2 separate regions of the Homo sapiens genome follow, and region 2 is linked to region 1. The links are chromatin contacts, found by Hi-C or POLR2A ChIA-PET in ENCODE. All regions are on one chromosome and are shown on one strand. The core of a region is the stretch at or near the end of the contact, and the rest is flanking DNA. Distances in the headings are between cores, read along the strand shown. Region 1 holds the start of PRDX4 (peroxiredoxin 4). Region 2 overlaps APOO (apolipoprotein O).

Region 1 (6,953 bases), core at 2,424-4,923:
GAAAATAAGTGATTCTATTGGTGAAAGGTACAAGCAAGTGCTGCTGAAGATAGTGTAGTTTGTTGCTGACATTCATAATAGAAGGAAACACTAAATTTCAGATGGGGATTAGTGAAAATAAATACTTTTTTCCCCTATTCATGCTCACAGACCCCTTAAATTCTACCCTGCACTAAACCCTCCTGGATACTTCACTATAGTCCCGCTTCAAGTTGTCAACTTCCTACATTTCAAATAATTAGATTTTCCTTTCTCTAATGGCAGTCTTCCAGATGTACTAGTTTGTCCAGCTTCTGACATACACATGGAGGACCTGCTGCAGATGAGGCTACACAAAATGAGGAGGGAATGTACAAATATGTCAGGCCAGAAGTGTAAAATCCCAGACCATGGGATCATTTTCCTAGAGGGCTTTGAAAGAAGACTCCCTTGAACAGGTTTCAAGTGACCCAATGGAAACTGAACAGTTCATGCTGCTCTCTTGTAAGGGCGTACAGTAATTTTAGCCAACACACTTAGATACTAATGCACCTTCATGCTCTGTTAACACATTCAGATAGCACTTATACTTTCAGACCCCTTACAAACACTGAAGTCAATGCTTGCTTCTAAGTTTGGCTAAGGGTCCTAGAAAGTAAGGCTTATACTTCTCTGTAACAGCCACCATTTATGGTCACTCCAAAATAGAGACAAACAACATGAATTTCTCTTAAAAATTAATATATAACATATGATTACTTATCTTGAGCCAGCATCCTACCTCATATATATAATCCTGATCTGATTAGGTAAAGGCCAGGAGGGAGAAATAGACAGCAGAAGAGTATTCAATTATATATACTTTAAATAAATTACTTAAAATGCTACTCAAGTGAGAGGTTATAATAATTGTAATGATCTATTACAATGACACGCCTTAATGATTTTAGCATACTGGGAAAACCATATTTGAAAAATAAATTTTGTTCTGAAAATTGATTTTGGAAATATTTGGTTAAGAATGGTAGTTACTTTGCTAAGATCTATAAATGGAATTCCCAAAGCAATCCCTTGCATTTATTAAAAAAACAAAAATTGTCTTGAATATAAATTATGTAATTAACATAAAGATTCTGGTAAATGCAGAGAAGTACAAAGAATACTTAAATCCTCTCTCTCCATAACTCCCATCAACTACTGTTAACATTCTGATGTCTGTCTTTCTAGTCTTATTTTTTTTAATTTTAGTTATTTACTTTTTTTTTTTTTGAGACAAGAGTCTCAGTCTGTCGCCCAGGCTGGAGTGCAGTGGTGTGATCTGGGCTCACTGCAACTTCCGCCTCCCGGGTTCAAGGGATTCTCTTGCCTCAGCCTGCCCAGTAGCTGGGATTACAGGTATGCGCCATCACACCCGGCTAATTTTTGTATTTTTAGTAGACACAGGGTTTCACCATGCTGGCCAGTCTGGTCTCGAACTCCCGACCTCAGGTGATCGGATGGCCTCGGCCTCCCAAAGTGCTGAAATTATAGACGTGAGCCACCACACCTGGCCTTTCCGTTCTTTTTTAAACACAAATTTGCCACGTGTTGCATCCCGCCTTTTTTTTCTCCTTAAAGGAAACAGTAAATTAATTATGAACAGTTTTTGATATTACTAAAAATTATTTGAAAATATGGCCTTAATGGCTCCATAATAGTCTTTACTAACAAAAGTCTTTGTATCTTTAATTATAGATAAGCCTACATGTGACAGAGAAATGTAGTAAACAACTAAAATGTTAAGTTTTGCTGGTAAAGGGAAAGCTTTGAAGTAGATTTGTTTCCTATGGAAAATATATGTAATGTAAGTAAACACTTAACTGGCTGACATATTTAAAATACTTTCCCAGGCAAGTAAAACCAGTGGGACTTGGAAATACTGATTTTAAAATTTAAGACTGGTTTTGTTAAAAATCTCAAAGTAGGCTGGGCACCGTGGCTCACGCCTGTAATCTCAGCACTTTGGGAGGCCAAGGCAGGCGGATCATGAGGTCAGGAGTTCCAGACCAGCCTGGCCAATATAGTGAAACCCCGTCTCTACTAAAAATACAAAAAATAGCCGGGTGTGGTGGTGCGCGCCTGTAGTCCCAGCTACCTGGGAGGCTGAGGCAGAAGAATCGCTTGAACCCGGGCGGCGGAGGTTGCAGTGAGCCGAGATCGCGCGACCGCACTCCAGCCTGGGTGCCTGGGTGACAGAGCAAGACTTCATCTCAAATAAAAAAAAAAAAAAAGTCCCAAAGTGGTTAACTGAAAGTACTTACTTTCAGCAAGTAAGAACTGTAAATGTTTAAGAGGACAAAACAGTTTTTCTCATTTATCACTCCCAACCAACCCATCCTAAGTCATAACAACATTCCATTTAACTCTAGGGATTCAGAATTTGAAGCATTACTTTTTTCACTGAATACTGGCATGGAACATGCTGTAACTGAACCATAAAAACCAACTACACACCTACAGAATGTCAAATGATCTGCAGGAAAAGCAGGTTACTGAATAGCAAGCAAGAGACAGCCTTTATCTATAGCCACTGTTCACTTTTGGTTAATTTTAACATCCAGATGTAGCAGGCTACAACTTTCACAGTATCTACTTCGTCTGACGTGTCATTCCTGAAAGTGGCCATTAGCTTTGTACACTGGACAGAAATGCAAATAATCAAAAACCAAATTGGCAGGACACAAATTTGCCACGAGGTTTATCATCAACCCAAATGCATACTTCTAACCTTTTCCCCCATTTCCCTCAAAAGTACACTCTGTAATAGGTTCTTCATGTCTGAGAAACATAAGGAATATCCATTAACTACACAGGCTTTGGGGAAGGTGGCTTTCAGTAATAATCTTTGTAAGATGCAAACAAAAAGGAAGAAAGAAAAATGAAATGTTTGACCTCCCGAGCACTGTGTTTAGCAACTTTTCTGTTTAATCAAACTTTTTGTGAATCATTATTCAACCTATCAATGTCTTCCTTCGCTGAAATAGTACCTGAAAAAGACAGGATGTGCTGAAGGCACTTTGAGATGTTTCAGGAACTGTTTCAGTTTGCCCAACATCCTCGATGCAAACTCGGGACTAGGGCCACCCACTTTCCCTCAGCTGCGGCTTTTGGGGTAACCACTACCTCTTCTAAAATCTGATCAGTGGAAACCATACCTTTCTTCACAGCTAGAACTCCCCTTTATTCCCCTCCCCGCCCTCCTAGGTGAGAACCAGGCCCGCCCAGGGCCCGGAGGCAGCCCAGGGGGTGCCGCCCAAGCCCAGATTCCGGGGGTGTAACCGGGGTACACGTGTCTCCGGAATCTCCCCTCCCACCCTTTGGCGGGACACCACCTACTCTTCGCTTTGCTTAGGTGCAGGGAGTGGTCGGCGACCGATACCCGGGATGCCTCTCCCGGGTACACTTGTCCACCCGCGTAGAAGTGGCACTCCTCTTCGCGAGTCCGGGGCCTCTCCTCTGTCTCCCAGCCCTGCACAGCTCCAGCCGGCAGCAGGAACAGCAGTAGCGGCAGCAGAAGCAGCCTTCGGTGGCGGCCGTGGTCCGGAGTTGTCGCGGCTAGCAGCGGCAGCGCCTCCATGACCACGCGAGCGCAGAAACACGTCCCTTGGCGCGAGCGCCGCTTCTGCCGCCGCCGGGCAGCTACAACCGCGTGCACGACGCCCGCGCGAACCGGGGCGCGGCCTCGCGAGACCAGCTCCTCCCCCTACCCCCCCTATCTGCTCCCCGCCCCGCCACGTGGGCGCCGGCCGCACCTCCCCCATCCCAAGCCTGCATTTGCGCCTGCGTCCCGCGGCTGACCAGGACCGGGAGCGTTGCCCAACTCTGTGAAGGCAGCGACAAGGTCTCCTGACCTCCGCGCTGTTTTAGACATCTTTCCACGTCCATCTCTTCCACAAAGCCTCACCACTGCACACAAGCCCCTCACAAGCGGAATCTAACCTATATGCTTGTGAATGGCTTGCATTTTATACTTCTAATAAGCTTTTTAAAAAGTCACTTAACGTTTTTAAAAATTATATTTACTTGACAAATCATAATTGTATACATTCGTGGGATGCAATGTGATTTTTTGAAATATGTATCCAATGTGGGATGATTACATCACATTAACTTATCCATCGCCTTGTTTACCTATGACTTTTATGGTGAGACATTTCAAATTTACTCTTATTCATTTTGAAATATACATTATTATTGACTGTATTTACCCTGCTGCTTACCAGAGGTTGGGAAGTAGGGAAGGCGAGGCGAGAGGGAAGGAATGGGGAGTTAGTTGTTGGTCAGAGGTTACCAAGTTCCAGATAGACAGGAATAAGTTTCAAGATCTAATAGACATTTACTAATTTTTTTTCTTGAAGTGATTTGTGTGAACGGGGCCATGATCTGCACTACTTGCAGCTCTTTTAAGTCCTGGAAAAACTTAGGGAGGGTAGGTCTAACCATTTACTTTCCTCCAGCATGCAAGGGCGTACAGGCAGTTTTTAGTGACCTAATCTATTGTTTCAAAGACAGCTTTTTTTTTTTTTAATTTAAATGAAGACTTGAAAAGTTACCAGAAAACTCTCCCAGCAGTGTTGTTCCTTTTTCTGACAATTACCCCATCACCCAACCCCTGGCCTTTTCCCTGCCCTCCCCACCCATCTCCCCGCCGTGGGCACCGCCCCGCTTGCCGCTGCAACCTGCCGTGTGCGTCTGCGCACTGGGGGCAGGCCCAGGCCACCGAGCGTCCACCAACTGGACTAAGACCACCTTGTGTCGTCACTTGTGACCGATCTTCTGCACTCCCACCCTCAGCACTGTTTTAGACCCTGTTCATCCTTCTGGGCCCATCTTGTACACAAAACTTCGCAGGTGACTGGCCTCGCGCCCTCAGCACTGTTGTAGGCCTTCTCATCCTTCACACCTATTTCTTCCACAAAGCTTCGCCCATGGCTGTCTTCCCACCATTGAAGTGCCAACGACCCTCGCCGCCAGCACTTGTTAGACATCCTTCCACGCCCATCTCTCCCAAAAAGCCTCCTCATCCCACGCCACCCCCGCCCCTCAAAGGGAAACTGACCTTTCTGCCTCTGAATAGCTCGCGTTTTATCCCTCTAACAGACATTTCTTATTCTTTTCCTTGCAGTGATCTTTGTGAACAGCCATGACTCCTCTCTCAAGTCGGAGCCCTTTTCAGGTCCCCAGAAAACTTGGAGAAGAAAAGTCTAACCTGAAAAGCCATATCCCTAGACCATTTCTTCTCTTCCAGCTGGAAAGGAACTATGGGGCAAACAGGCAATGTTGCAACTTAACCCTGTGTTAGGTTGTTTTTTTTTTTTTTTTTTTTTTTAGACAGAGTCTCGCTCTGTCGCACAGGCTGGAGTGCAGTGGCAATCTCGGCTCACTGCAACCTCCACCTCCCAGGTTCAAGTAATTCTCCTGCCTCGGCCTGCCGAGTAGCTGGGATTACAGGTGCGCGCCACCATGCCCAGCTAATTGTGATCCGCCCACCTTGGCCTCCCAAAGTGCTGGGATTACAGGCATGAGCCTGTATGATCCCAGGGTGCCCTCTGTCCTCCTGCAAGTGCTTGTTATCTTTCTTTTTAAATTAAAAAAAATTTTTTGTGGCTACATAGTAGGTATATGTATATATATATGTATATGTATATATATATATTTATGGGGTATATGGGATATTTTGATTCAGGCACACAGTGTGTAACAATCACATCATGGCAAATGGGTTATCCATCACCTCAAGCATTTATCATTTGTGTTACAAACAATCCAATTATACTCTTTTAGTTATTTTAGGGTATACAATTAAATTGTTATTGACTATAGTCACCCTGTTGTGCTATCAAATACTAGGTCTTATTCATTCTATATTTCTGTACCCACTAACCATCCCCACTTTCCTCCCCAGCCCCCCACTACCCTTCCCAGCCTCTAGTAACCATTCTTCTACTCTCTATCTCTATGAGTTCAATTGTTTTAATTTTTAGCTCCCACAATTAAGTGAGAACATGTTAAGTTTGTTTTCTGTAAGCACCTGTTATCTTTCTGAATCCTGCAGAAACCATCCTAAGTTTGTCTTTCCTCTACTAGACTGTGGGCTGTCTGGGGCTGAAATCAATGTGTAATAGGTCTTTGTTTCCCAAAGAACCTGGCCCACAGTAAGCAACTGACATTGCAAACACCTGATTTTATAAATAACACCTAATATTGCAGACAGCCTCAGTTTCAAGTTGCTTTCACATATTTTATCCTTACTCCTTGTGAAACAATCTTTTGTGGCAGATAGAAAATTTCCCCTTTCCAAACTCATCCCTCACCCTAGTTCTGCCCACTGTATACTCTGCTTTCTGCCTCCCGGCCCCTGCTTCCTGGAGGTAAAGGATGAAAAAGATGATGCCAGCCTCCTTCTGCTGAGGGAGGGTGTGTCCTTACCCATAACATTATCTGGCAGCTCTTCACTTTCTGGTGGCTCATAGATAGGAGGCCTCTGACGAGGTGGCTCTCGCTCCCAGTCTTCTCCTTCCCTGGCCTCCTGTTGCACGTGGAAGGGGAGTGGGACTCGGGGGGCTCGGGACTGAGTCCCAGGGATTCGGTTCAGGCCTGTGCCCCGTAGTCGGCTTCGGTGATCCATGGTGACTGTTGGACAAACAGCCACAAACCTCAGTGAATTCTAGGCCCAAAACTGGGCCTCTAAGTTTGGACCTGGGAAAGGAAGCTTGAGGAAAGCGTTATGTCCCTACACGTCTTTGCTCTGGGCTGAGCTGAGATGCCCTAGCTGGCAGCAGAGACTGCCCACCAAGTGGGCCCCTGTGGCCCACTGGAGAGAGTGACCAGATCGGCCAGCTCTCAGGCACCTACTGTTCGTCCCTCAGTTCTGTTGGAGCTCCCTGGCAACTGACATTCTGGGTGGCAGTTGCTCTGAATCCTTTCATCCAATG
Region 2 (6,953 bases), core at 2,380-4,879, 220 kb before region 1:
ATTTTTTAAATTGTGGCCTGAGTCTTTGATTAAATTCATAAGCTTCCTGGAAGCTCTATAAGAGCAGGGACCTTGTCTGCTTATGTGTTTTATCTGTTTAGTACCATGTCTGACATGATGTGGGTGTGCAGTAAATATTTGTTTTTGAAATAAAACCCTGGTTGACCTCTTCTAATTGTTATATATAACCTTGCTTGCCTGACCAGATTTGTTTTGCCAACATCAGTCCTTCGCAAGCTTCAGTGGAGACAGAGTAAGAACCAAATGTCTTTAAGATGATGACAGCCTACCCCTTTACACTTCTTGTTAGGGCCTCATCTAACCCAACACCAATACTGGTTGCTCTGTTTCCATTGACAAGCCCCTTGCGGGCTGTGCGAAACAAAAGTTTTGAGACATAGAGAGTCTAAGGTCCAAGATAGAGTGTACCTTGATACTTTGCTGGGGAGTAGGATCAGACCAGAAAGAAAGAAGAGTTAGCCACAAGAGTGAGAAAACTCAATGACACTCCCTCTGAGGTTTGCAAAGCTAAGGGCCACCAGTTTACCTTTAAGCCAAATTTTCGTTTTCTCTGTGACTATGGGTCTTACAGCTGTATTCAAAACCTCAGAGAAGCCAACACATTAGAGTCCTTACTTTGAGACCCCCAACTAGCTGAATGCCAAGAAAGGCATTTAGTAACTGAAGGGTATACTCCCGAGGGGCTGGATCTAAAGAAATGCCACCTTTGATCTAGCCTGTAACTTAGCACTAATTGGAGATTCAGCTCTTAACAGAGCTTGCTTGACTTTGATTGAGCAAGCCTAACTCATATAATGCAAAGTAGACCATATCTAATCAGTTCTTGGCAGGTGCATATGTACTCATTTTCTGAGCCAACTCATCTGCCCTGACCAGGGAGTGTACCTGGCAACAAGGCTTCTCAAGGACTATCACTTGGGAAAGGGAGTGCTCAGGGCGTGGGTACATGCAGTCTAGAGATTACAGCCCTGCATCAGAAAAAGTTTGGGGGAGGCCGGGCACAGTGGCTCATGCCTGTAATCCCAGCACTTTAGGAGGCCGAGGCGGACGGATCACAAGGTGAAGAGATCAAGACCATCCTGGCCAACATGGTGAAACCCCGTCTCTGCTAAAAATACAAAAATTAGCCGCATGTGGTGGCGCACACCTGTAGTCCCAGCTACTTGGGAGGCTGAGGCAGGAGAATGGCTTGAACCCAGGAGGCGGAGGTTGCAGTGAGCCAAGATCATGCCACTGCACTCCAGCCTGGCGACAGAGGGAGACTCTGTCGCAAAAAAAAAAAAAAAAAAAAAAAGGGAAAAAGAAAAAGTATGGGGGAGATTTCACTTCTTGGGAGGTATATTCAGTCCGATTATATCATAATGGGTCAGGACTCCTCATGGAGAGAGAATACCTTTGTGTTCATGTCTCACAAAGCAACCCATCCAGAGTGCGAACAGGAGGAAAGTTGATAAGGCTAGAGATTTTTTTTTATTATGTCCCAGACCCTGAAAGTTGATTGTGTTTCTTCAAAGAACTGGATTGTTCTTCCTTGGGGAGACAAAAGATTGAAGAAGGTTCATCTCCTCTTTGTGCCCTTACACTGTCCTGGGGTGATTCTACCCATCTTAGCCTTTCCCTTCTTAAATCCTGATTTTGAATAGGTTGGCCTGAATACTCAATATGAGCCCTAACAAATTATGATAACCACCTGGCAGGCACACAGTGTCGAAGATGGCCATTTGTGATGACATCTGGTCTGGCCAGCTTCCTTTTTACTGTTAAGAGGGAAAGGTGGTGAGCATGCTGAGGCAGGGTGGGGTCATCTCGCACCAGGAGGAGCCCCCTTTGAAGCTAAAAAGGAAGATGAATCAGCCAAGATGTTGAGTGCATCAGCTTCAGCCATGTCTACCTGGGGACCTTTTACCAAGGCTCCTCCCATGGGTTTCCATCACACAGATCTATACCAGTTCCTTACCATGGTCAGGTGTGTGGCTGGCTCCTTAGGAATGAGCTTGGCATGGATTAGGTGTGCTAGAGCTGATGGATTTTTTAAAAAGTCTAATTTACATAGAGTGAAATACATAGATTTTTAAGTTGTACAGTCTTAGTTGTACAATTTGAGCTTTGACAAATGTATATACCTTGAATAACCCATACCCCAATCAAGATTGTTTCACCCCAGAAAGTTCACTTGTGCCACTTCTCAGTAAGTCCACTTCCTTCCAACTCCCACCTCCCCGGCCTAGTAGTGATTGTTCTGGTTTCTCACTATGTTTGAGGCCATGGGTTTTAAAACATACAGATTTTCTTCAAGTCTAGATGGTGAGAGATGTCAGAAAGTAATACTTACTCAAGTAAATCAGAGGTTCTCAGTGGGAGAGTTGCTCCCCAGGAGACATTTGGCAGTGTCTGGAGATGTTTTTGACTGTCGTGACTGGGAGGAGGTGCTACTGGCATCTAGTGGGTAGAGGCTAGGGATGCTGCCAAACTTCCTGCAGTGCACAGGACAGCCCCACAAAGAAGGACCCAACCCAAATGTCAGTAGTGCTGAGTTTGAGAAATCCTCGAGTAAATCATGTGTTCTCTGCAAACTAAGAATTATGGTCCTGGGGAGTGTTCATTTGTAGGTCTCCCAGGTCTCCTGGGGTGAGGTTTGCTTTTTCTTTGTTTTGTTTGCTTGTCTGTTGAGAGCCTGCTGGAAGCTGAAAAGGCCGCTGCAGGAGCCAGCTTTCTTTGGTGCTACCACCCTTGTGGCCACAGTTCTTGCTGTGGAATGGGTATCAGGGTAGGCTTAGGGAGGAAAACTAATAGGAGAAGAGGAAGAAGAAGAAAACAGTTTAGGCAGTAAAGGGAGGCAGGCCTAGAATAATATTAAAACTAGAAAAACAAGTAAGATAAGAGGGGAAGGTAAAGTAGAAATTAATAATTAAGAATCCAATAAAATGTTAAAGGAAATGAGTTGAGATTTAAAATCAAAGATAGGCTGAGTGTGTTGGCTCACACCTGTAATCCCAGCACTTTGGGAGGCCAAGGCGGGAGGATTGCTTGAGCTCAGGAGTTCGAGACCAGCTTGAGTAACATGATGAGACCCTGTCTCTGCTATATATATATAGTTATGTATAGATATAGTTATATATTTATATATATATATAATATATATATTTGCCGAGGCTGGAGTGCAGTGGCACGATCTCGGCTCACTGCAACCCCTGCCTCCCAGTTTCAAGCAATTCTCCTGCCTCAGCCTCCCGAGTAGCTGGGATTACAGGCGTCTGCCACCACGCCTGGCTAATTTTTGTGTTTTTTGTAGAGACTGGATTTCATCATGTTGGCCAGGCTGGTGTCGAACTCCCGACCTCAGGTGATCCACCCACCTCGGCCTCCCAAAGTGCTGGGATTACAGACGTGAGCCACCGCACCCGGCCTTACTGTGCTTTATGAGAAATAAATACACCCCTGAAGTGCTGAGGAAGTCCAGACCCAAAAAACATGTTCTTATGGACTTAAAATTTCAGGTCAACTTTTTCTTAATTTCCAAAAGACAACAGTTTCTAAGTTTGCCTACTTTAGCTTTTCAAGTAAAATAAAAGATACATAGATAGATGACTAGACCTCTAGCTGTCTGTCGGTCTCTGGAACATGTCCAAAACCAACTCATCATTTTTCCCTCAGACTTGCCCCTCTTTTTCTACTTCCTCTCTCAGGAATGCTGTGTCACCACCCAACTAGAAAAACCCATCGGAAACCCCAAGGTCACTTAAAATCTACTCTTTTCCTGATTTTCGAAAATCCAATACATTGTTGTTAACTCTAGTCATTATGTTGTACAACAGATCTCTTGAACTACTCCTCCTAACTGAAACTTTGTACTTTTGACCAATATCTCCCCAACTCCCCCCAGCCCTTGCCCTGGTAGCCACCATTGTGCTCTCTACTTCCATTAGTTCAACCTTTTTAGATTCCACAAAAATTAATTTGTGAGGTAGTGCATATGTTAATTAGCTCAATTTAGCCATTCCACAATGTACACATATTTCAAAACAGCATGTTGTACACAATAAATATACACGATTCTTGTCAGTTTAAAAATTAAAATAAATGAAAATAAAAATTAAACCAAGGTCATCGTCACTCTTCCTTTCCCTTTGGTCACTAAGTCCTGCTAATTTTGCCTATTAAACTATCTCAATTCTACTTTCTCCTCTTTCTCCTCTCCTGTGCAATCTTTCCTTGGGCCCTTATTTCTTTCCTTCATTGTTTTAGCAGCACCATAACTGGTCAGCTGGCCCTTTAATGACTTAAAGCGCCACACTGAGAAATAATCGTCTTTCTAAATGGCAAACTCGATTCTATATTCCATCCTTATTTGAGATCTTTTGGTATTTATTACCTAGGACTTTTATGTGAGCCACACGAGTCCCATTATGATCTGGCTACAACCAACTTCTCTGACTCATCTCTCTGTCACTCTGCTCCCTCCCACAAAACTCGAACTCCCTACACTTCTCCCATGCTGTTTCCCAGCTTCGTGGCTTCACACATGCTGATTCCTCTGTCTATAATGTCCTATACTTGTTTTGTCTTTCTGTAGAACTGCCTAAGAGCCGGGAGAATTCATGCTTTTGAAACAAGGGGAATTTCCCTTGTCCCTCTTACAGGGCATGTGATGGGAGTGTGGCCCACTTCTTAGGTGCCCCACTGCTCAAAACCCCTAGGGAAAGCAGGCAGATGGGCAGGTCGTGGGGAGTGTGGGCTCCAACCCCATGGCAGCGTCTAGGGGTGGATGTTTACAGCTTCTGCAGCCCCAGTGGGCGTGTGTTACGTGTGCTCTTTTAGTTTTGCTGTCAGTAGGCAGCTTGTGTTCATCAGCTCAGTTAGACCCTCTGCCTTATTGCAAGGACAGAGGGCTTTCTGTATCCTAGGGTTCTTGCCTGAGTATACCAGAAAAACCGGATCACACGTGGGCTTGGAGGATGAGTGCAAGGTTTTATTGAATGGTGGAAGTAGCACTCAGCAGATGGAAACGGAGCCAGAAGGGGTATGGAGTGGGAAGGTGGTTTTCCCCTGGAGTCAGGCCGCTTAGCAGCCAGGCTCTCCTCTGACCGCCCTCAGCCAAACTCCGCGTTGTCCTGCCGTTCTGCTGTTGGTGGCCTGCCGGAGTCTGTCACTGTGTTCTTCTGCTGGTATGTTGTTCCTTGCCTCTGCTTCTCTTGACGTCCAGCCGCTTGTGTGCCTGCCCGCTAGGGTCTCGGGGTTTTTATAGGCACAAGATGGGAGTGTGGTGGGCCAGGGTGGTCTTGGGAAATACGATATTTGGGCACAAAAACAGAAATGCCTGTCCTCACCTAGGTTGGTGGGCACAGGCCCAGGGGTGGAGCCCTAGCCAGGGACCACGCCCTTCTCTACCCAGCATTTCCCTGCCTGCCCCTCCCGTATCACTTTTCTTTTATTTATTTACTTTTTGAGACAGGGTCTCGCTCTGTTGCCCAGGCTGGAGTGCAGTGGCAGTATCTTGGCTCACTGCAATCTCCACCTCCTGGGTTCAAGCGATTCTTGTGCCTCAGCCTCCCTTATTTTATTTTTTAATCTGTCCCAGGCCAAGTGCAGTGGTTCACACCTATAATCCCAGCACTTTGGGAGGCCGCGGTGGGTGGATCGTTTGAATCCAGGAGTTTGAGACCAGCCTGGGCAACATGGCAAAACCCTGTCTCTACAAAAATTACAAAAATGAGCTGGACATGGTGGTGCATGCCTGTAGTCCCAGCTATTTGGGAGACAAGACAGGAGGAGTGCTTGAACCTGGGATGGGAAGGTTGCAGTGCAGCAGAAATCCTGCTGCTGCACTCCAACCTAGGCAACAGTGTGAGACCCTGTGTAAAAAAAAAAAAAAAAGTTTGTCCATTTATTTACATCTATCAAGTTCTTCCTACCAGAATGGAAGCCCTTTCAGGGTGAGGATATGTCTTACTCCATATTCCTATTTCTATGGCTGTGCCTAACACACAAGGCATGCTCAATAATTGTTTATTTCCTGCTCAAATGAGACAAAAGGAAATGGATGGAGGAGAGGTGGAAAATAAATGAGTGATTGATTTCTCTCTAACTATTTAGGCATGATTTAGCATCTTGGAAATCATATTACTGAGATTTGCAGTGCCTGTAATGTGAAAGATGAGGCTATTCTGTAATACAAAACGTAATGCCAGCTAAAATATAACAAAAATATCTGTTGAAACGTATGGCTGCAAATTCCCATATTTCAGAAGCAAATAAAGAGCTGAAAGCCATTAAGAAAAAAAAGGGTGGTTGTTACTTTAACTGGTTTAAAAACAATTGATACATCTTGAAGTATTAAGTGTGCATCTTGAGGTCTTAATTTCAATGCAGTTTTGCTACAGATTTCTTTTGCTTCCACGATACAGATTAGCCAGCTAGTGCTGACATTAGTTCATGTGGTTTGTGCCCATCACAATTATTAGGCAGAACCAGCAGCACCAGGATACAACCTAAGGAGATCAACGTCCCTCCTAGAAAACTGCCACGGCCTTCGCAGGAGGGGTCTGAATTTTTTTTTTTTTTTTTTTTTTTTTTTTTGAGGTGGAGTCTCGCACTGTCACCCAGGCTGGAGTGCGGTGGCACAATCTTGGTTCACTGCAACCTCCACCTCCCAGGTGCAGGTGATTCTCCTGCTTCAGCCTTCTGTGTAGCTGGGATTACAGGTGCCCGCCACCACGCCCAGCTAATTTTTTTTTTTTTTTTGTAATTTTAGTAGAGACGGGATTTCACTATGTTGGCCAGGCTGGTCTCGAATGCCTGACCTGGTGATCCACCCACCCGCCTCTGCCTTCCAAAGTGCTGGGATTACAGGCGTGAGCCACTGCGTCCAGCACATTTTTTATATTCACAATTAAATTAATAAACCATAACTCTCCTCCTCTCAGCCCATCTTT

The links. A loop is a pair of places that touch in the nucleus more often than their neighbours do. ChIA-PET counts read pairs that join two places held with the same protein, here RNA polymerase II (POLR2A). Pooled maps may share reads with other maps.
Region 2: a pooled map shows a loop between it and region 1 (2.3-fold over the local background). The contact joins the enhancer-like site here to the promoter of PRDX4 in region 1. A Hi-C loop is called at or near these places in 1 of 50 pooled maps. POLR2A ChIA-PET finds 5 or more read pairs at or near these places in 3 of 52 experiments (AG04450, B cell and OCI-LY7).

Annotation. Positions count from the first base shown.
Region 1 is chrX:23,664,213-23,671,165 of GRCh38, reverse strand. It overlaps PRDX4 (peroxiredoxin 4), which reads right to left and starts at 3,673. Exons shown (of 7, transcript NM_006406.2): 1 at 3,355-3,673. The coding sequence starts at 3,595. RefSeq lists silencers at 3,211-3,340, 3,691-3,870 and enhancers at 3,620-3,914, 6,158-6,692.
Region 2 is chrX:23,881,592-23,888,544 of GRCh38, reverse strand. The region is part of intron 1 of APOO (apolipoprotein O); the gene reads left to right. Among named protein-coding and RNA genes, the nearest start is that of APOO, 23 kb to the left of the region's middle. RefSeq lists a silencer at 966-1,143 and an enhancer at 4,960-5,726. Within about 2 kb of position 3,629, at least 7 of the 41 ENCODE cell types and tissues checked have a DNase peak (open chromatin) inside an H3K27ac peak, as active enhancers do.